Linked DNA regions of Homo sapiens: region 2 is linked to region 1. A link is an interaction called in ENCODE POLR2A ChIA-PET data of the cell type or tissue named here. Cell type or tissue: OCI-LY7. All regions are shown on one strand. Each heading gives the region's core, and the rest is flanking DNA. Links, peaks and the distances in the headings are about the cores only.

Region 1 (11,069 bases), core at 4,099-9,098:
TATAAACAGAATCATATCCATGGTAAATGTGTGCTGTATTTTTCTTTCCAAAGTTTTATAACCTAAAAATCATATTGTATCTGTTAACATCGTGAACAATGATGTTAAGTGGAAATGATAACAGTGAGTACCTTGTCTTGTTCCCAATGTCAAAGGCAAAGTTTTTAATATGCTACCATTAACTGTAATGTTTGTTCTAGCTTTGTTTACTTGTTAGGTTGACTGGTTGTTTTGGGGGGAGATGCTGAGAATAGATATTATTAGATTAAGAATTATTTCTTCTGTGAAATTAATTTTAGTTACTGTGGATTTTAGTTCTAGAGTTTCCATCTTCTCCTTTTTCAAACTTTCCAAGTTTCAGTCCAAATTCTAATATATTCATTTTATTTCCAGGAGTTCATTTTAAATATATTAGTATTTTAAAAATATTTTATGTTGTTACATTTTAAATACTATATAGGTATGTAAATTTAAGAAATGATTTATTTAAAATTTAAATATGTATTGACTTAAATCTGATTTTTTGAAATAATATTTGAACATGCTTACTTTAAAGTCTGTGTGTGATACTGCATTTTCTAGAGCCCTTGGAATTTCTTAACCACTGCCTGTTATTTCTATTTGTAACTTTTAATGTCATCTTTTCTATTTATGTACCCAGTTATTTATTTCGTGTTGTTGTTGAGTGCTGGACTTTTGTCTTAAAAAAAAGAAAAAAAGAAAAAAACTGAGGCTAGGCACAGTGGCTCACACCTGTAATCCCAGCACTTTGGGAGGCCGAGTCAGGCGGATCACCTGAGATCAGGAGTTCAAGACCAGCCTTGCCATAATGGTGAAACCCTGTCTCTACTAAAAAAACAAAACTTAGCCAGGCATGGTGGCATAAACCCGTAATCCCAGCTACTCAGGAGGCTGAGACACCGGAATCCCTTAAACCTGGGAGGTGGAGGTTGCAGTGAGCTGGGATCACGCCACTGCATTCCAGCCTGGGCAACAGAGCAAGACTCCATCTCAAAACAAAAGAAAAAAATATAGTAATTATTTGAAAACTAGAATCATGTTATATTCTTTGACCAAGATGGCCTTAATGTTTCCCTCAGACTTCTTTTTGTCTGTGAATCCATGATTTTTCTTTTCTTGGATCATTTAGGAAAGTAATTACAAATTCTTTCTCTGCTTCTTTGAAACATAAATCTTCTCCCAGCCTCTTTCCAGTTTTACAGCCCAGGAATGTCTTTCTCAAAGACCTGGGAGCCAGGCTTTTGGAATGTAACCATCAAGCGAGACAGTGCCCCTACTTCCGGCTTCTGTGGAAGCACAGGAACCTCACTTCAATGAGCTTCAATTAACAACTACCGATGACCTAATCACATTGACCAGAGTCCCCTCAACATGCTCTGGTCCTTTTCCACCAGCTCACTCCAGTATTTAAACATCTTCCCACTTCAGCATAATTGGATTCAATTACTCTCTTCTATTACAATGGTCTTGAATAAAATCTTTCTTCCCTGTTTAGTTTGTATGATGCAATTTTTCTTTGACAAAAAAAGTACCTGCAGGAAGAACGTAAATGTGCTTCTAGAAAATCATCACAGCCATTAGCAATCTACGATCAACTTTCCTTCAGTTTTAGTAATGGAAAGGATTTGAAGGTGAGTTTCACCTCCTTCAAGAGCCAATCTACTCTTAGATTAGTCTTATTCCTAGGGCAGTGTTTTTCTACCTGGGATGGGGTAATTTTATCCCTCAAAGGGTATTTAGCAATGTCTAGACATATTTGTGATTGTTCGACTTGGTGAAGGGTCAGTGTCAGGGTAGGTGAGATGGGGGAAGAGGCTGGCTACTGGCATCTACGGGATGAAAGTAAAGGATGCTGCCAAACATCTTACGATGCGCTGCACAGCCCCTGCAAGAAAGAATAATATGACTCAAAGTGCCAATGATGTCAAGATCGGAAGATTTTGTCTGGGGTGCAGCTTTTGGTGAACTAACTAGAACTATTAATTTTTTCATCCCACCCCTACTTGGAGACTGGAGTTACTCTAGCACCGAAGACTGCCAAGAGCCCTGCTTGACTCCTTAGCTTTTTCATCTGTAAGATTTTCTGTTGGAAAAGCAGCTCTTATTTCTGGGTTTCAGTTATCTCTTGGATTAGTATTGTTTTATTTTTCAATAGCATGTAATTTCATTGATGCCTTTATGATGGTTTGAGGCTGAGTGCAGTGGCTCGTGCCTGTAATCCCAGCACTTTGGGAGGCCAAGGTGGGAGGATTGCTTGAGCCCAGGAGTTTGAGGCTGCAGTGAGCTGTGATTGCACCACTGTACTTGAGCCTGCGTGACAGAGTGGGACCCAGTCTAAAAAATTAAATTAAATTAAATTAACGATTTGAAACATTTTGTCTAGACTCTCCAATTGTCCTCAGTGGAAAGAGGGTTGGTAATACCCTTTTTGTAATAAAAAAGCTATCCACACTTTTTGTAATAGCCAAATAAAATAACTTGAAGTCTCATTCTGCCTTTAAAAATATATTTTTCTGAGTAATCCTGAGAATTCTCAGAGGGTACTTAAAAACTTGTTTGTTGCTTATTAATTCTCTCTCTTAACTGTTGCTCCAGTCTGCTCCACTGGTCATATCTTGTTGATTTATCGCTGGTTCTGTATGATGTGGTCTTCAACCCACACTACTTTGCTAAGTTTTAGCACTCTTGCTCCCTGTATTATCCAAAGCACCAAAATAATAAAAGTAACAAAGTGTGTACCAGATGGCGGTAATTACAATAAGGATGATTAAAATACGACAATAATTATAACATCTCTATAGTGTTTCTATATGCCAGACACTAAATGTTTTACATATAATTCATGTAATCTCCAAAACGGCCCTGTGACTTAGATCTAATATCTCATTTAATATGTAACAAAACCAAGTCACAAATAATTGCTTTACCGGAAGTCTTTAAATTTCAGATCTACGCTTCACAGCCAGGCAATCTGACACTTTGGAAAAACATGACGTATTTTGACACTCAAAAATATAGGACGTTGGATGGGAATGGTGGCTCATGCCTGTAATCCCAGCACTTTGGGAGGCCAAGGCGAGTGGATCACCTGAAGTCAGGAGTTTGAGACCAACCTGGCCAACATGGTGAAAACCCACCTCTACTAAAAATACAAAAATTAGCCAGGCGTGGTGGCAGGTGCTTATAATCCCAGCTACTCGGGAGGCTGAGGCAAGAGAATCACTTCAACCTGGCAGGGGGAGGTTGCAGCGAGCTGAGATCCTGCCACTGCACTCCAGCCTGGGTGACAGAGAGAGACTCTGTCTCAAATTATATATATATTTAAAGCTGAATGCCTGGTTTCATTTTTGTCAAAGTTTATGGCAACTTCAATCACACAGGGCCCCCTACTGGCAGAACACCTCCTTTTCTTCCAGCTTGCACTGTTGCTGAAGCTTGCCTACTCACTTCCAGACTATTTAAATTCGTCTACTCTTTCCATAATTTCTGAGGGTGTTTGTCAAAAACACCAGGGATAATTGTTTAACTTCCGGAGGCAGCAATATAATAAAAACTGAGACAAAGAGCTGATGAAAACTTAAAAAAAAAAAAACTGGAAATGAGATGTCTATAGTAGGCTTCAAAATCTCCAACATATTTCTTGGAATCTTGAAGGTTGTGCAAAAGCACAGGGCAGTGTGAATGTCCAGGGCTGTATACAGGTTCAGGAGTTACCTGACAAGAACCTAAGCTCTCACCTCTGGCTGACCTCGAAGCTCAGCCTGTGCAGTGTGAATGTACAGGGCTGTAAACAGGTTCAGGAGTTACCTGAGAAGAACCTAAGCTCTCACCTCTGGCTGACCTCGAAGCTCAGCCTGTGCAGGAAGTGAAGGAACAGCACAGCGAACTGCTTGCTGAGGGTCCAGGGTGTGCCCCCAAGTGCACGCAAAGTCTCTCAGCAAAGAATGGGAGAGTGAGAGTTTTCAAACTCATGAATCGGTTTAAAAAGACAGGCAACAACAAATGTTTAAGTGAGAAAAAGACTACAGAAGTGATTTCCCAGAAAAAGGACACCAAAATGGCAAAAAAGCTTATCAAAACACTCAAATTCGTCATCAGAGAAATGAAAAAACTTAAAGGAGTCACTACACACCAACTAGAATATCTAAAATTTTTAAAGAAATAAACAGAAATAAAATCTGAGAATACCAAAGGTTGGTGAGAATTTAGATCAACTGAAATGTTCATAAACCTGAAGGAAGTTCAAATTAATAACCATCTTAATTTGGTCATCTCTACTAAAGCTGCACATCAGCATACTCTGTGAACCAGGAATTCCACTCACTCGTTAATAGAAACAAACATGTATGTGCACCCAAAGACAGGAATCAATATTCATAGCAGTTTTATTCATAATAGCCCTGAATTGGAATCAGATGTCCATCAACTATAAAATAGATAAATGTTGCAGCATCCATACAAGAAGCACTATACCCGTTACACATGCAAAAACACAAACAAATATCAGAAACCTACTGATAAGCAAAGAAGCCAAACATAAATGATCACGAGATTGTGTGATTCCATTTGTATGAAGTTTTTTAAAACCCTAGAATGACAAAGACAAACCAGCCTAACACAAATTGCTGCAAAACCTGAAAATGCTTCTTCACCGCCCATTTCAGTGTGGTTAGACCACTGATTCATCATCTCTGTTTCTTAGTAAAACTAAATGCTTATTTATGTCAATGTAACATCTTATTTCAAGTGGCACTTCCTCTCTGATGCACCTGTGGGCTGCGGTAAAATCTCATGCGTGCTCTGTTGGGGCATTTTTGTTTTGTATATCAATTGTCAGTAAATTACTTACTTATTGACATACTAGAAAATCAGCTCCCTGAAGGGAGGACATCATTTTTAATCTCAACTTCCAGTTTCAGGGAAAGCAATATAGTTTAACCATTGTATTTATAGGCTTTGGTGTCAAGTAATCTGGTTTCAAATTTCTGCTCAACTCCTATCCTTCTGTGTGACTTTGAGTGAAGTACCTTGTTTTCCTCATCAGCACTTAAATGGGATAATAAAGGTGCCTAGCTCCTACAGTTGTGATACCAGAAGACTTAAATGAGCCAATACCTGACACACACAATGTTCTTAGTAAATGTTAGCTTTTAGCTAATCAAATCATCAAACTGTATTTATAAGTTTAGTGTAAATTAAGATTGCTACTTTCATATGAATATTTCCACATAAATTAACACATTCAATATAAATCTTATAAATTTTGTATGAAATTTCATAAAAATTAATCTATTAATACAAATCTAACCCGATGTTTCTCTGAATGGAAACTTTTTGGCATGTATATATCAAGTGGCCTTGAAAACTCATTGATTAATATTCTAAATTAGGTTGCTCTTTAAGAAAACTCAATAAAACATTAAAAGTAATATATCTGATTTTTTTTCTCATAGATGTGAAGTTTTTTTGTTTTAATTCTCAAACTAACAAAGGCTACCTAAAAATTCAATAGGGTACTTTCAGGTACATTTGTAATATTCAACAGATGTATTTGTTTCTGCTTTCTCTAAAGTCTCAGTAAAAATTATATTAATAAAAACATTTAATAGAATAAAAAATGATTGGGAGCAACTAGGCATAGATGAGAAATGTCTACAAAGTTTGGACTATGTTCAGTAACTTAGGCCATAGTTCCCTGGACGCTAAAGCATCAGAGACCCTATGCACCACAGACTCTATGGTGGCTCCCATCATCCCCGTGTTCTGGTCTTCAAGCTCTTGTGTGATCTCCTCTCTTTGAATGTGGATAGGACTTGTGATTTGCCTCTAATCAATACAATACAGCAAAGGTAATGGTATATGCATGATTACATGAATGGAATGGAATGTGCCTAAGATTATAATAACTGTCTGCCAGAGGGGACTCTTTTCATGGCTGGCTTTGAGAAAGCAAGGTGCCATGTCGGGAAAGTCCTTACAGCAAGAAACTGAGGGCTACCTCTGGCTAGTAGCCATCAAGAAACTCAGGCCCTCAGTTGATGGCCCACAAGGAAGTGAATGCTGCCAGCAACCATGTGAGCCTAGAAGCAGATCCTTCCCCAGATGAGCCTCAGAGGAGATGAGAGCCACAGCCAACACCTTCACTGCAGCCTTGTGAGTCTCTGAAGCGTAGCACCTACCCAAGCCATGCCTACACTCCTGGCATACAGAAATTATGAGATAACAAATGTGCATTGTTTTAAACCACAAAGCTTAAGGTAATTTGTTATTTAGCAATAAAAAACTAATACCGTATGGGTTCAATATGGGGGAAAACTGGGGAATTAGTAGAAAATATATACAAGGAGCCCCTTGAACAACCAAACGGCAACCCTGTATGTCTACTGAAGATTGGAAGTTTATTGCCTGGCATTACTGAACCAAAAGGAGCCTGAATTCAGAGTAAGAGTCTCTAGGCAAGGCTAAGGGAGGACGTGCTTTACTAAAGACAGAGGAATTAATTGAAATTCTGAATAACAGACTTGCTTTTGAGAGGTGACAGCGTGCTGGCAGTCGTCACAGCCCTCGCTCGCTCTCGGCGCCTCCTCTGCCGGGGCTCCCACTTTGGTGGCACTTGAGGAGCACTTCAGCCCACCGCTGCACTGTGGGAGCCCCTTGCTGGGCTGGCCAAGGCCGGAGCCGGCTCCCTCAGCTTGCAGGGAGGTGTGGGAGGGAGGGGCGCGGGCGGGAACCGGGGCTGCGCGCGGCGCTTGCGGGCCAGCTGGAGTTCCGGGTAGGCGTGGGCTTGGCGGGCTCCGCACTCGGAGCAGCCGGCAGGCCCTGCCGGCCCGGGGCAATGAGGGGCTTAGCACCCGGGCCAGCGGCTGCGGAGGGTGTACTGGGCCCCCCAGCAGTGCCAGCCCACCGGCGCTGCGCTCGATTTCTCGCCGGGCCTTAGCTGCCTTCCCGCGGGGCAGGGCTCGGGACCTGCAGCCCGCCATGCCTGAGCCTCCCACCCTCTCCGTGGGCTCCTGTGCGGCCGGAGCCTCCCCGATGAGCGCCGCCCCCTGCTTCACGGCGCCCAGTCCCATCGACCACTGAGGACGACTCGCTGAGGAGTGCGGGCGCAGAGCATGGGACTGGCAGGCAGCTCTACCTGCAGCCCCGGTGTGGGATCCACCGGGTGAAGCCAGCTGGGCTCCTGAGTCTGGTGGGGACGTGGAGAACCTTTATGTCTAGCTCAGGGATTGTAAATACACCAATAGGCACTCTGTATCTAGCTCAGGGTTTGTGAATGCACCAATCGACACTCTGTATCTAGCTACTCTGGTGGGGCCTTGGAGAACGTTTGTGTGGACACTCCGTATCTAGCTAATCTGGTGGGGATGTGGAGAACCTTTGTGTCTAGCTCAGGGATTGTAAACGCACCAATCAGCACCCTGTCAAAACAGACCACTGGGCTCTACCAATCAGCAGGATGTGGGTGGGGGCCAGATAAGAGAATAAAAGCAGGCTGCCCAAGCCAGCAGTGGCAGCCCGCTCGGTCACGCTGTGGAAGCTTTGTTCTTCTGTTCTGTGCAATAAATCTTGCTACCGCTCACTCTTTGGGTCCGCACTGCTTATGTGAGCTGTAACACTCACCGCGAACATCTGCAGCTTCACTCCTGAAGCCAGCGAGACCAGGAGCCCACCGGGAGGAACTAACAACTCCAGACGCGCTGCCTTAGGAGCTGTAACACTCACCTTGAGGTTCTGCAGCTTCACTCCTGAGCCAGCGAGACCCCGAACCCACCAGAAGAAAGAAACTCCGAACACATCCGAACGCCAGAAGGAACAAACTCCAGAGGCGCCACCTTAACAGCTGTAACACTCACTGCGAGGGTCCACGGCTTCGTTCTTGAAGTCAGTGAGACCAAGAACCCACCAAGTCCGGACACAGTTTGACATCTCCTAATTGACTTCAATATCCTCGACAATCAGGCTTAAGGCACCCAAGAAGAAAATTGGAGAATTTCTCTTTGAAAAAACTGACCTGCTTCATAATAAAGACCTACAAATATTGAGATTAAGAAGAAATAAATAACTTCTGCCTGAACATCCAGTGATGTCCACTGATCCCAGACACAGAAATTCCCTTCGCTTATTTAGTACCTCAGTCTTGCATGCTGTTAGACACTTAAGGACTACTAGATATTTAGAAAAGTCTCCAATAAAAGTAAGAGATCAGGCCGGGCCCGATGGCTCACACCTGAATCCCAGCACTTTGGGGGGCTGAGGCAGGCGGATCACCTGAGGCCAGGAGTTCGAGACCAGCCTGGCCAAGATGGTGAAACCCCATCTCCACTAAACATACAAAGAAATTAGCTGGGTGTGGTGGCACGTGCTTGTAATCCCAGCTACTTGGGAGGCTGAGGCAGGAGAATCGCTTGACTTGAACCTGGGAGGTGGAGGTTGCAGTGAGCCGAGATTTTGTCACTGCACTTCACCCTGGGCAACACAGCAGAACTCCGTCTCAAAAAAAAAAAAAAAAAGATCAAAACAAGTACACATAAGATGAAGTTCAAATTAGAATTGATCGTAAAAATGAAAGAAAGACTTAAAATATTCTTATAATTCATAATCTCAGGTGTGGGGAAAGAAAATAGTATATCACTTAAACAAAAAGAGTAAACTATAAAAAAGATCACAACAAGAAATAATCCTTGAAAATTAAAATTATAAGAAAATAAAAAAACAAATTCTATAAAATGGGTGGAGGAAAAACTTGAGAAATTTCCTAGGTAATAAAATCTAAAGAGGAAGAGATAAAAGAAAAAGTATAATAATAGTAGAATATCAACCCAAGAGCACTAATATTTCACTAAAAGGAATGCTAGAAAAAAGACATTAGAATAAAGATACGAGGAAAATTAGGAAATAAGTATAAAAAAATTTCTCAGAAGCTAAGGGTGTGAGTTTCCTGTTTAAAGCTTCACATTGAATGCCCCATGGAAAGGACAAAAATAGACTTAAAAGACACCTCACTGCAGAATTTCAGAATTGTAGGAATAAATACAAGATTCTGAAAGTCTCCAGATAGAAAAGTTAGGCCTCAGACACAGGATCAGAAATCAAAATCATATTGTGTTTTTTAACAATTATGTCATCTGGCAGAAAGTGCAACTAAAATTCAGAGGAAATCTGATAACAGATCTCAACTTTTGTATTCAGTCCAACTATACTTCAGGTACATAAGAACAATAAAACTCTTTCCAGCCAAATTACTGAAAACTGTTCTCTCTCTTTTGCTCTCTCCCATGTAACTTGTCTTTGTTAACAAAACTCTCTTAAGCAAATTTATGTGCTTACAACTAAATGTCTCTGAGTTACCTTTGATATCATTTACTAGCTAGAGAATACTGGTACCTCCACTTTTGTGTAAACCTCAATGTTTTAAATCTACATTTGAAGTTACTGATTTCTTTTAAGTTAATATTTTACTCTTTATTTTAGAACATATTTCCTCTTTTTGGAACTGCACAACTTCCTTTTTCTTAGCCTCCCCCAAAATGTCGTTAATTTTTTAGTACACTGTACTGTCTGTTCCGCATCTTTGACATTTTAATGCTGTTAACACTTAATCTCTTATTGTGCTGTCATCAGTAATCACCAGGGCCATTCAGAAAGATCAGACCTTGGTAGCAGGAATAAACTATCCCTGAAGAGGAGGTGAGATGAGTTCATACGTAGCAAAAATTAAAAACAGGTTTCAAAATTATGAAACTTATCTCCATGTAAGGTAAATTAACTGCCTGATAGTCTTTAAATGAAGACAACCAACATAACATGCTTTAAGCGAAGACCACAACATCAAGGCATCTGTAAACATAAATCATAATATCCAGCATCTAATCAGGAATTATTCAACATGCCAAGAAACAGAAGATATGAACAATAACAAGTAACTGTGTAAATTTTTAAAAAGTACCATGAAGTGACAGAAATGAAGAAACAAACATACAAAGATGTTAAAACACTTTTATGACTGCATTTAGTATTGGCTATGTAAGCACATTCTTCTTTTCAAACTAAATATAAAAAAAACCTTCCTTTTCAAAAACTTAATGACACAAACCACTACTGAAAACATATACATAAATAAACATGAAGCCCCTCCATTAAGAGAAATATACTTCTGTGCAATTATTGTCTTTATCTTCACCTCCAGGATCTCACAATTATGTGTCTGTGTCTAAGTCAGATTTGGATATGACCTGTGGTCCATCAATACACATGTAAATTTTAATTTAAGCACGTCTAACACAGAGAGAAAATATAATAGGATAACCTTTGTTAAAAAAAAATATAACATATAGGCCAGGCACGGTGGCTCAACGCCTGTAATCCCAGCACTTTGGGAGTCCGAGGCGGGTGGATCACGATGTCAGGAGATCGAGACCATCCTGGCTGACATGGTGAAAACCTGTCTCTATTAAAAATACAAAAAATTAGCCAGGCGTGGTGGCGGGCACCTGTAATCCCAGCTGCTCGGGAGGCTGAGGCAGGAGAATGGCGTGAACCTGGGAGGCGGAGCTTGCAGTGAGCTGAGATCGCGCCACTGCACTCCAGGCTGGGCGACAGAGGGAGACTCCGTCTAAACTATTAAAATATATATATATATATATATATATATCGCATATGAAAGAACTGTGTAAAAATAAACATTAGTGATTTTGAATTCATTAACTAAGTCTTTGCGCTGTACATAACAAGGACTCGTTGCCCTGATGCTGCAAAGCCAGTCCTTGATAACCCAACCTGGGGATGATATTGGTGAAAATGATGGAGTAGATCTGCTTTCACCTCTTCTATTCAGCATCATGCTGGAGTTTCTTGCCAAGGGAATAAAACAAGAATACGAAAGGAAGAAGTGAAACTGTCTTTATTTGCAGATAACATGATCTTGCATATCATGTCATCCTAAAACATTCACAACAGCAATAAAAATTAGAGGTAATAAACAAGTTCAGCAAGATTACAGGATAAAAATCAATATAAAATAGTAATAGTGCTTTTACAGACTAGCAATG
Region 2 (11,069 bases), core at 2,911-7,910, 650 kb before region 1:
TAGGCACTTGTGGTAAGTAATGTCACAAATTTAAGTCATCTTCAAAATTCTAGACTTCTTTGATATTTGAAGCACTGAAGTAAACACAAAATCCATTTGAATCCAAGATGCAGAAGTCGTTAAAGGCATCGTTCCATCTATGAATGTGGAGATTATCACTATAGCAGGAAATGGAAGGTTTAATGGCAATCAAATAAGCAATCAGAGAAAAGTAACCAGGATGCTAATAAAAAATATGATGTCATCTGACCTGCAAATCATGCATGTGACTTACTTGAGAGCAATTGTTTAAAGTTACTATTTATGTATGGCTATTTATGCACAATTATAAAGATAATACCAGAGTGGGAAAAACACTTTTCTGTTCCGTTATACCATATAGATTGCAATTAAACAATCAAAACAATGGTGTGTCCTAGCATGGATTAAGTTAATATAACACAAATATTTGCTAAAGATATTTCAATTGAATTGCTAAATTTTAGAATTATACAAAATTTCAACTGAGATGGGGCAAAAAAATCATTTAATCATTCCTGGCTTAGGAAGCTGTGCCAGAGAAAATTAATTAATTGCCAAGATGATGACCTGTTTTTCCCCAAAGTATAAATTCCAGATTTATGGAATCTCTGCCTTGAGTTCATATAATTACAATACACCAGTTAACATTATATGTCAGTATGTGTAGCCCAGTACTTAATACCTAGCTGAATGGAAAATAGGTTCTGAAAATATATATATACATATTTCTTAAAATATGTTTGCAGACTTTTTTACTTTTACATTAGTCATCATTTCACTTCTGCTTCAATATGCCCATGCGTGTCCAGACGAGACTGGATGCATCATGGTGGTGTGGCCATAGATGCCCCTGCATATCCAAAGACTCAGCTCTATTTCTTCCACTCCTTTTTATTTTCTTTATTGTCCATGTGAATTTTAAAAATTTGTCCTTTTTGACATGTCTTTTGTCAATTCAAACACATTTACCAAAAGGTCAAGATTACAAAATTTTTGCTTGGCAATAGCTGCACATCTTAAGCTTTCATATTTGGGCAAGCGTCCAGTAAACGCCTCTGACCACATCCAGCTTTAGTGTCACAGCTTGAAGCCAGCAACCTGCCAAGCACTCTGTTTCTAACCACAAGTTGGCTGCGTGTTAAGTCTTTCCTGTGTACCAGAAGAGAAGGGTTTTCTGAGGCCACAGTGCGAGTTAGCTTACTGACCAAAAAGGCCGGTTGATTGTTGGCTCTTCTCAACTAATGAAAGTAATTAAATAGTTTATTGTGGTGATGGATGTTCTCAAATGACTTGAGCCCAGGCTGTTTGCAAAATATTGTAATTTTTCTTCTAACAATAGTTTTTGAAAGTTATATAGATACGTCTATATGAAGTTTGTTCAGGTACTTTTATAGTCAAATTATTCTTTCTGCAGAAGTTAATTGCGTTGGTTTTATTTCACTTATTAGAAAGTATTTTATCTGAAAACTATGCTATGTCCTTTTGCAATTCACATAGAATAAACCAGTACAAATGCCCAGCAAATCCCCAATAAGTTTACTATCATGACTACAGCAAAGTGAGTGTATGTTCAACATTGAGAAAGAAATTGGAGTTTTAACATACTATTTCTTTATCTAACTAATTGTTTTAACCCGACATACAGGACCCATTTTAGAATTTTCTTCTTTAAGAATCCTTTCCACACTCTGTCAGTTGGTTTAGGGACCTTTATATATGACAATAAAACTCTCCCTGGTGCTTAGCTTTATCATGGTATTTATTTCAGAAATCTTCTTTTAGGTATGTGTGGGGACTTCCCAGTTGGCTGTAAGTTGCCATTTGAACTAAACGAAATAGGTAGGATATTCAAATGTTCTTTTTTATCCTATTCCTATCCCCCTTTTCTCAATTCTGTATTTAAGAGACAATCTCTATTCAATCGAAAACTACATATATAAAAATAACTCTTCAGGAAATTGTGATTCAGGTTTTTCCCATAAAAAGCCTGCATTTACTCATTTATTCATTTCCTTTCAAAAACCAAATATTTGTTAAAATGTAGTTGTTAGAAAATATCAGCCTATATTTCCTCTATATAGATCTATTTTTACTATATAAAATAGCTAATAGAAAATGTTGATTAGCTGAAAAGAATCTTGGTATGTCAGAAAATAACATATTTTCTTCAACTTGTTTTATATTCACCTATCTTGTTTAATTTTGAATTTGTTTTATACTTATTCATTTTATATCACCTAAACTAAAAAGTAATTTCCAGCTGGGTGTGGTGGCTCACGTCTGTAATCTCAGCACATTGGGAGGCTGAGGCAGGAGGATCACCTGAGGTCAGGAGTTCGAGACCAGCCTGACTAACATGGTGAAACCTCGTCTCTACTAGAAATACAAAAATTAGCCAGGTGTGGTGGCACATGCCTGTAATCCCAGTTATTCTGGAGGCTGAGACAGGAGAATTGCTTGAACCCAGGTGGCGGAGGTTGCAGTGAGCCGAGATCGCCCCGTTGCACTCCAGCCTGGACAACAAGAGTGAAACTCCATCTCTTAAAAAAAAAAAAAAAAAAAGTAATTAATTTCCATGTGGGCAAAAACTTTCTTTTGGATTGTTTACTTTGACATTCTCAAGATCTAGAAAAGTGCATAGCAAATAGCATTCGCTAAAGAAAAAAAATGTTGAATAAATTTATTGTCCAACTTTAACACATCACCACATGAAAGCTGTTTTCCTTCCTTATATTTCAGAGTTTTAAGATTAATAGCTTTGGTTTTTGTTAAAATGTTATAATGTGTTCATCTTATATTACTTTATATGATGTCTTATGTTAGTATTTTAAATTAATAAACATAAAATATATATTTAGCTTATCTTGTTCATTGGTATCAATTCATATATTATTCTTATGTATACTGGGGTATATATTTAAGTTTCTAATTCTCCTGCATATGATGTAGATATGACAGAGATGCAATTTCATGTTTTTTATATTAAAATTTAAAAATTCCCAGGACTAATTTTTTGTAACTTAAAGGCCAGTGTGATAGTAACCCAGGACAAATTATTGAATAGGAGCTAATTTCCCACTTTATCTGCAATGTTACCTTATATTTTTTAATCTATGCACATGACTTTTTCTTGTCTGTATTTTTACCCTTCTCAATTTGTCTATCTATGCCCCACATGCCACTTTGCCTTTATTAATACGGTTTTAACATAGGTCTTACTATCTAGTAAAACAAGGCTCCCACATTTTCTTCATCTTCAATTGTGACTTTCCTAGTCTTGACTTTTGTAATTTAATGTACATGTAGAATTCTGCTTTGTAAGTTCTACAACAAAACCTGAGGTATTAACTGGAATTGAATTGAATCTCTAAAATATTTAGGATTAAATGGCATCATTTAAATTCATCATTTTCAAATCCTAAAATGTTATTTAAAATAATGGCAAAACTACAATTACTTTTGCACCAACCTAACATTTATCCAACAATGGGTGGTCTTAACTCTTTTACCAAATTAACAATATTTTTGTAGTGATAAGGCGGAAGTACTGTGGTTTATGTTTTTCCACAGGAAGATGAGATTATAATATTTGTCACATCTTTCTCAAAGATAGAAATTCACTAAGTATCTCCACTTTCAATTCTAGATCAGGAACTGAGGACATATCTAAATTTTCTAGTTTTATAGAAGGCTTTTATCCACAAGAATCAAGATCTTCCCTCTCTGAGCAGGTGTGTGTATGTGTGTATGTGTGTGTGTTTATTATTCAAGATATGAGAAATTATATTTCAACCTCAAAAAAATAAAAATATTTACACTATAAGGTAATTCTAATTGTTTCTTAGATGCTTGAATAGAACTCCTGAGGATACGGAATGCTTATCATTTCTGATGTATATTCTATCACTGTATCTGATGATAGGTAATTAGGATATACTTATTGAAGAATCAGAAGTTGTAATATTACTATAAGAAGAAGCCTTGTCTCTAAGCAAAACTAGAAAAATGAATCTTTACATTTAGGATGAGAAGAATTGAGATTCAATTTAAATTGTCAAATTTTTGAGTTTTCTGATGCTGTAGGGGGCACTTACCTTTGATACACATCTTTACATGCAAGGTGAAACAAGTTATATCTGTGCTTTCCAACTATCATAATCAAATATGAAATAGCTTTTATTTTTGAAATCTAAGCACTATGCTTATTTATTAAATGGTTTTTTCTGGAAGCTCTGCTGTGCATTGCTAAGATGTTACTATATAAACATGTGAGATTAGTTTTGTTAATGATGATGGTGATGATAATTTGTTGATGATGATGATATGGGCACGTTGGATTAAAATGCACTAGAAAAGGACATTCAACAAAAGTGCATATAACTTACCTGAGTTTAGCTTGCAGAAAGAAAACTAAATTATTGCCAGATAAAATAAACAACTGGAAACACTTGATCTTAGCTAAAAGGCCAAGAAGCAATAAACGACTATAAACAGAAAACTGGGTGTGTTGTTATCTAATATCAGTAAAGTAAAATATTGGTATTAAATATCTCAATGTAGGTGAATTAATAGGTTCATTATATTGTTATGACATTTTGAAGTAATTGGCGATTATTTTACAACCAAGAGAAATGTATAAAATTAATTTTGCCTGGCTTTATGTGAATTGTCATTTCTATTCTTTTCTTAAAGGCATGCACAGGGGAAAAGTTTCTGCATTTTACTTTTCTATTCAAAATATTTTATCTCACCACGGGAAAGAGAACAAAAAACAAATGCCCAGTTTTATTTTATTCAGGAATCCTTTGTGCATTGAAGACTTTAGATTCCTCTCTGCGGTAGACGTGCACTTATAAGTATTTGATGGGGTGGATTCGTGGTCGGAGGTCTCGACACAGCTGGGGTATGTTTTTACCACATAAGTGTGTAGTTTTGTTTTTATACAATTTTAAGATACCAAGAATTTCATACAAGCATATAAGGCATAGGCAAGCAATTTACTCTGATTCTTTTCATGTTCTATTTATGTTGATTTCATGTTATGTTCATATTGTATTTTAAATCAAGTCTTCCAAAACTTAAAAACTTTTTTCCCTTTATTTTATTAACTATATTATGGTAAAGTCGCTCACAACTTGGGACAGCTTGAAATAGTGAAATAGATGTGGAGTCAGACTTGAATTTTACTCAAACTTTTACCGCTCTCTAGATTTGAAGGGTCAATTTGCAACCTCTGTGTAGTTTAGTTTAGTTTCTTTTTCTATCAAATACAGGCATGAAACATTCCATATTTATCTTAGATTTGTGTAATATTCAAATCAACTGACATGTATGTTAAAGCACTTTTTATCCTAAAGGTGTTTATAAATTTATAACTTATTCACAGTTGGTAACATTATATTAAATAAGCTTTATGATTTTGGCCATCTCTAGCATTCAATTTCTTCATCCATAAAGTGATACCTACTCTCTTTACTCCATATGTAAAATAACTGAGTTAGGTATTACATGCGCAATCAATGTCTAATTTTACCTATAAAATATAATTCATATTATCATTTAATTTATAAAAGGCTTTTGTACAACAAACCCCCGTGACATGAATTTACATATGTAACAAACCTTCGCATGCACCCCTGAACCAAAAATAAAAGTTTAAAAAAGGCTTTTAAGTAAATATTAATCATCAGTAAATAATTAATATTTCAAGAGAGCAAAATGATTCTTTAGGTATTTTGTTCAGAGGCAAGATTATCTGTCTTTGTTCTAAATCATTAGACCCCACTATTTTAGCCTATGTATGTCCTTCATTATAAAGAAAATTAGATGGCTGGGCACAGTGGCTCATGCCTATAATCCCAGAAATTTGGGAGGCTGAGGTGGGTAGATCACCTGTGGTCAGGAGTTCGAGACCAGCCTGGCCAATATGGTGAAACCCCGTCTGTACTAAAAATACAAAAATTAGCCAGGTATGGTGGCACAAGCCTGTAATCCCAGCTACTCAAGAGGCTGAGGCAGGAGAACCGCTTGAACCCAGGAGGCGGCGGTTGCAGTGAGCCAATATCACGCCATTGCACTCCATCTCAAAAAAAAAAAAAGAAAAGAAGAAAATTAGACACACTGCTATTTACTAAAAGCTTACTAAATGATTGATGTTATTGATGCTAAGTTCATTATATTTTTATTTTATTTTTAAAATACCCATACTGGATTGTGACAGTATCCTTTTCTTTTTTATTTCTTTCGTCTTTTGCAAATTAGGAAAACTGGGATGCAAAAGCTAGGTTATTTGTGAAGTTATCAAGTTTGTATATGTGGATCTGTGATTTAAATACATGTCTTTCTCCCTACATCTGCCTTTTCACTAACCAAGTCCCTTTCTGGTAATGTTAGGTTTCATTATACATTACGAATTAACTAATTTTAATAGTATATAGGATTTTGCTAAGGGTACTTTCCATGGCATAAATATAGTTTTATTTATATAGTAAAGTGTAAACATAATAATGTAGTACTATAAAACAAAAGTAAGTTCATGTTGTACTTTAAAAAGGATAGTCAGGGGAAGTACATAGATGGAAATGGCAAGCTGAATTTTTAAAATTTATGCCCCAAATGGCAGAAAGGCCATGACTCATATAAGCCTGAATTCTTTTTCTCTAGAGATGAGTGAATTTCATAATTATAACTTGGATCTGAAGAAGAGTGATTTTTCAACACGATGGCAAAAGCAAAGATGTCCAGTAGTCAAAAGCAAATGTAGAGAAAATGGTAAGTCCTATGTTCCATTTGTCTACTCTCAGTATATTGAAATGAATCTTGGAAACTATGTGATTAAATGAATGGCAATCATTCAGTTGACTTTATCTTCATGAGGAAAGCAGGAATAACATGAACTCTCATATAATATTAAAATATATAATAAAATTATGGTATTAAAAGCTATTGAGTTTAGAATATTGTCACGCCCTAAAAAATGATGAGTTTATTATCATGATAATATAATCGAGGCAGGAGTTTCTAAGAGATCACTGAAAAGAAAACTAAATAGAAATGAAAAAGAGAAGAGAAAAGATATTTTAAAAACCCTCCAGAGATATGTTCCTAAACATTATAGAAGTGGTAGCTTGATTATTATTTATAGAATTGTTTCTGAGTTCAGTGAAGAAGATATATTCTCCAATGACTTTTTTCAAAGCAGAATATTATTGGTAATAGACCTTTATATAGTTTGTATGAAAAGGAAAACAACAGATGACCCTCACTTATCAATTTTTATTAAAAACTAAGAAACAAATTATTAACAAATAGCATCTCTTTACAAGAATTAATTTAAGGAATGCAAAGTGCTATATGTAAAAATCCCTTTTTGGACTAAAATATTCAATTGTTACCAAAATTTAAAACACACATGCCCTTTCCCTCAACAATTATCATTGTGGGAATTTATCCCAGAGAGAGACTCAAAAATATGCACAGATGGGTATGAAATGTATCATTATTTCTCATAGCAAGACCTAAGAAACAATTTAAATATCCACTGGAAAAAAAAATTGACAGTCCGTCAAAAATTAGATCTGTCCAGAGTTGTCAGTGAAATACAATGCAGCTATTTATAAATTTGGTATCCTTATACGCCATGAGGACTAATCACCAGGATATTGTCTTAGGTAAAAAAAAAAAAAAAATTCATAGGATATTTTGTGTATTATAGTTTCTTTAAAATGTATTTTTAATATGTAGTTAAGGGGAACGGTAATTTTTGTTTATTTTTAGTTGGCATGTAATAATTATACATATTTATGGGATACAGTGATATTTCCATTCAACTATACAATGTCTAATGACCAAATCAAGGTAATTAGCACACCCATCACCTCAACATTTATCACTTCTTTGTGTTGGGAACATTCAAAACCTTCTCTTCTAGCTATCTGAAAATATACAATAAATTACTCTTAACAGTACTCTCCCTACAGTGCTATAGAACACTAGAAAAATCCCGCATGTAGCTGTAATTTTGTATTCATTAACCAACCTCTCCCAATCTTCTCCTCCCCCCTATTCTTTCTAGCCTTAAATAACCACAATTCTACTCTCTACTTCTGTGAGCTAAAAGTTTGTATCTCCTACATATGAGTGAGAACATGTGGTATTTATCTTTCCATGCCTGATTTACTCTACGTAACATTATGTACTTCTGACTCATCCATGTTGGTGCAAATAATAGGATTTCATTCTTTTCATTCTTTTTTTTATGACTGAATGGTATTCCTCTGTGTGTGTGTGTGTGTGTGTGTGTGTGTCTGTGTGTGCTTAGCTATTTATCTGTTAATGGACACAGGTTAATTCCATATCTTGGCTATTGTGAATAATGCTGCAATAAACATGGGGGTGCAGACGTTACTTCAATATACTGATTTCCTTTCCATTGGAGAAAGACCCAGATTGCTGAGTCATATGGTAGTTATATTTTTAGTTTTTTAAGGGACCTCCATACTGTTTCCATAATGGCTATACTAATTTACATTCCCACCAAAATTGTATAAACATTAGCCTTTCCCTGCATCCTCACTGTCATTTGTTATTTTTTGTCTTTTTAAATAATAGCTATTCTAACTAGGGTGAGATGATATTCATTGTGGTTTTGATTTTCATCTTCTTGATGATGAATGATGTTGAATTTCAAAAAATATATCTGTGGCTATTTGTATATCTTCTCAGAAATATCTATTCAGATCCTTTGCTCATTTTCAAATCAGTTTTTGTTGTTGCTGTTGAGTTGTTTGAATTCCTTGTATATTCTGGATATTGGTCTCTTGTTAGAGGAATAGTTTGCGAGTATTTTCTCTTATTCTACAAGTTGTCTCTTCACTCTGTCAATTGTTTCCTATGCAGTAGAGAAGTGTGTTAGTTTGATACAATCTCATTTGTTTCTTTTTGCTTTTGTTGCCTGTACTTTTGAATTCTTACCCATAAAATCTTTGCCTAGACTAATGTCCTGTGGTGTTTCTCTTATCTCTTCTAGTAGTGTTATAGATTCAGTTCTTATATTTAAGTCATTAATCCATTTTGAGTTGATTTTTGTATATGGTGTGAGATGAGGGTCTAATTTCATTCCTCTATGTGGATATCCAGTTTTTTCAGCTTCATTTATTGAAGAGGCTCTCCTTTCCCAGTGTATGTTATTGGTGACTTTCTGGAAAAATCAGTTGGCTATAATACATGGATTTATTCCTGGGTTGTCTATTCTGTTTTATTGGTCTAGGTGTCTATTTTTATATCAATGCCATACTGTTTTGGTTGTTGTAGTTTTGTCGTATATATTGAAGTCAGGTAACGTGATGCCACCAGTTTTCTTCATTTTTGTTCAAGATTGCTTTGGCTATTCAGTCTTTTGTGGTACCATATAAATTTTAAGATATTTTTCTATTTCTGTAGAGAATGTTACTGGTATCGTGTTAGGAATTGCACTGAATCTGTAGATTGCTTTGAGTCATATGATTACTTTAACAATATTCTTTCTGTCTATGAACATGAGATGTCTTTCCATTTTTTTGCATCCTCTTTGGTTTCATTCATCAGTATTTTACAGTTTTCATTGTAGAGGTCTTTCACTTGTGTGATTAAATTTATTCCAGGGTATTTTATTATTTGTAGGTATTACAAATGGAATTGACTTCTTGATTTCTTTTTCATCCAGTTTGTTATTGGTGTATAGAAACACTACTGATTTTTGTATGCAGATTTTTGATCCTGAAACTTTACTGAATTTGTTTATTTGTTCAAAGGCATGTTGTTTAATTTTCATGTATCTGTGCAGTTTCCAAAGTTCCTCGTTATCAATTTCTAGTTTTATTCCATTGTTGTCAGAAAATTTACTTGATATAATATTGACTTTTGGAAATGTTTTGAGACTTATCACCTAGCATATGGTCTGTCCTGATGAATGTTCCATGTGCTGATAAGAAGAATGTGTATTTTGCAGCAGTTGGATGAAATGTTCTGTACATTTAGTTAGGTTCATTAGGTCTATATTATAGTTTTACTCTGATGTTTCTTTTATGATTTTCTGCCTGAATGATCTGTCCATTGCTTAAAATGTGTTGTTGAACTCCCCTGCCCTTATTGTATTCATCTATTTCTCCCTTCAGATCTATTAATATTTACTTAATATATCTGAGTGCTGTAATATTGGGTGCATATGTATACTTATAAATACTATATTATATTGCTGAAGTGACCCATTTGTCATTATATAATGGTCTTCTTTGACTCTTTTTTACTCTTTTTGACTTAAAGTCTATTTTATCTAAGTATAGCTGTGCCTGCTCTTTACTGGTTTTCATTTTCATGGAATATCTGTTTTCATCCCTATACAGTCAGTCTATGTGTGTTTTTATGAGCAAAGTGGGTTTCTTGTAGGCAATATATTGTTTGGTTTTTTTTGTTTTTAATCCATTCAGTCACTCTATGTCTTTTACTTGGAGAATTTAGCCCCCTTGCATTTAATATTATTATTGGTATGTAAGAACTTACTATTGCCATTTTGTTCCTTGTTTTCTAGTGGTTTTGTAAGTCTTCCTTTCTTCCTGTCTTCCTTTGTGATTAAGTTGCTTTCTCTGGCAGTGTATTTTAATTCCTTGATTTTCATTTTAGTGTATCTATTATAGGTTTTTGTTTTGTGGTTACTGTGAGACTTACAAGGACATCTTATAGCTTATAGCAATTATTTTATACTGATGACAGCTTAACTTTGATCACAAAGCAAAGAAAAACAAAACAACAAAAGAAAAAACTAAACAACTCTACACTTTAACTCCATCTCCTCTCACATGTTGACTTATGTTTGTATGGATTTACATCATTTTATATTGACTATCTCTTAATAAATTGTAATTACTATTATTTTGATAGAGTTGTCTTTTGGTCTTCATAAGATCTGAGTGGTTGAGGCACCACAATTACAGTATTAGAATATTCTGAATTTGTCTGTGTACTTACTTTTATCAGTGAGTTTTATACATTCAAATGTTTTCTTATTGCAC

The links. ChIA-PET counts read pairs that join two places held together with the same protein. Peaks named below come from ENCODE experiments on the same cell type or tissue, not always from the same donor. Only the 100,000 strongest peaks of a DNase experiment are listed, where the experiment ranks them.
Region 2: POLR2A ChIA-PET joins it to region 1 with 5 read pairs; 1 of 35 experiments calls an interaction of 5 or more read pairs at or near these places.

What each region holds. Positions count from the first base shown.
Region 1 is chr12:9,735,623-9,746,691 of GRCh38, reverse strand. No RefSeq gene overlaps it. Among named protein-coding and RNA genes, the nearest start is that of CLECL1, 8.1 kb to the right of the region's middle. RefSeq lists enhancers at 3,323-3,392, 3,413-3,482 and a cis regulatory region at 6,001-6,253. In OCI-LY7, for the core only: no CTCF peak of the experiment used is centred there; DNase peaks (open chromatin) are centred at 4,751 and 6,161; H3K4me3 peaks cover 1,998 bases; H3K27ac peaks cover 4,334 bases.
Region 2 is chr12:10,382,626-10,393,694 of GRCh38, reverse strand. It overlaps KLRC4-KLRK1 (KLRC4-KLRK1 readthrough), which reads left to right. Exons shown (of 13, transcript NM_001199805.1): 6 at 1,804-1,860; 7 at 4,820-4,924; 8 at 6,685-6,792. The coding sequence starts at 4,885. It overlaps KLRK1 (killer cell lectin like receptor K1), which reads left to right and starts at 3,654. Exons shown (of 8, transcript NM_007360.4): 1 at 3,654-3,752; 2 at 4,820-4,924; 3 at 6,685-6,792. The coding sequence starts at 4,885. The region is part of intron 3 of KLRK1-AS1 (KLRK1 antisense RNA 1); the gene reads right to left. In OCI-LY7, for the core only: CTCF peaks have their summits at 3,876 and 4,080; a DNase peak (open chromatin) is centred at 4,871; H3K4me3 peaks cover 3,798 bases; H3K27ac peaks cover 3,976 bases.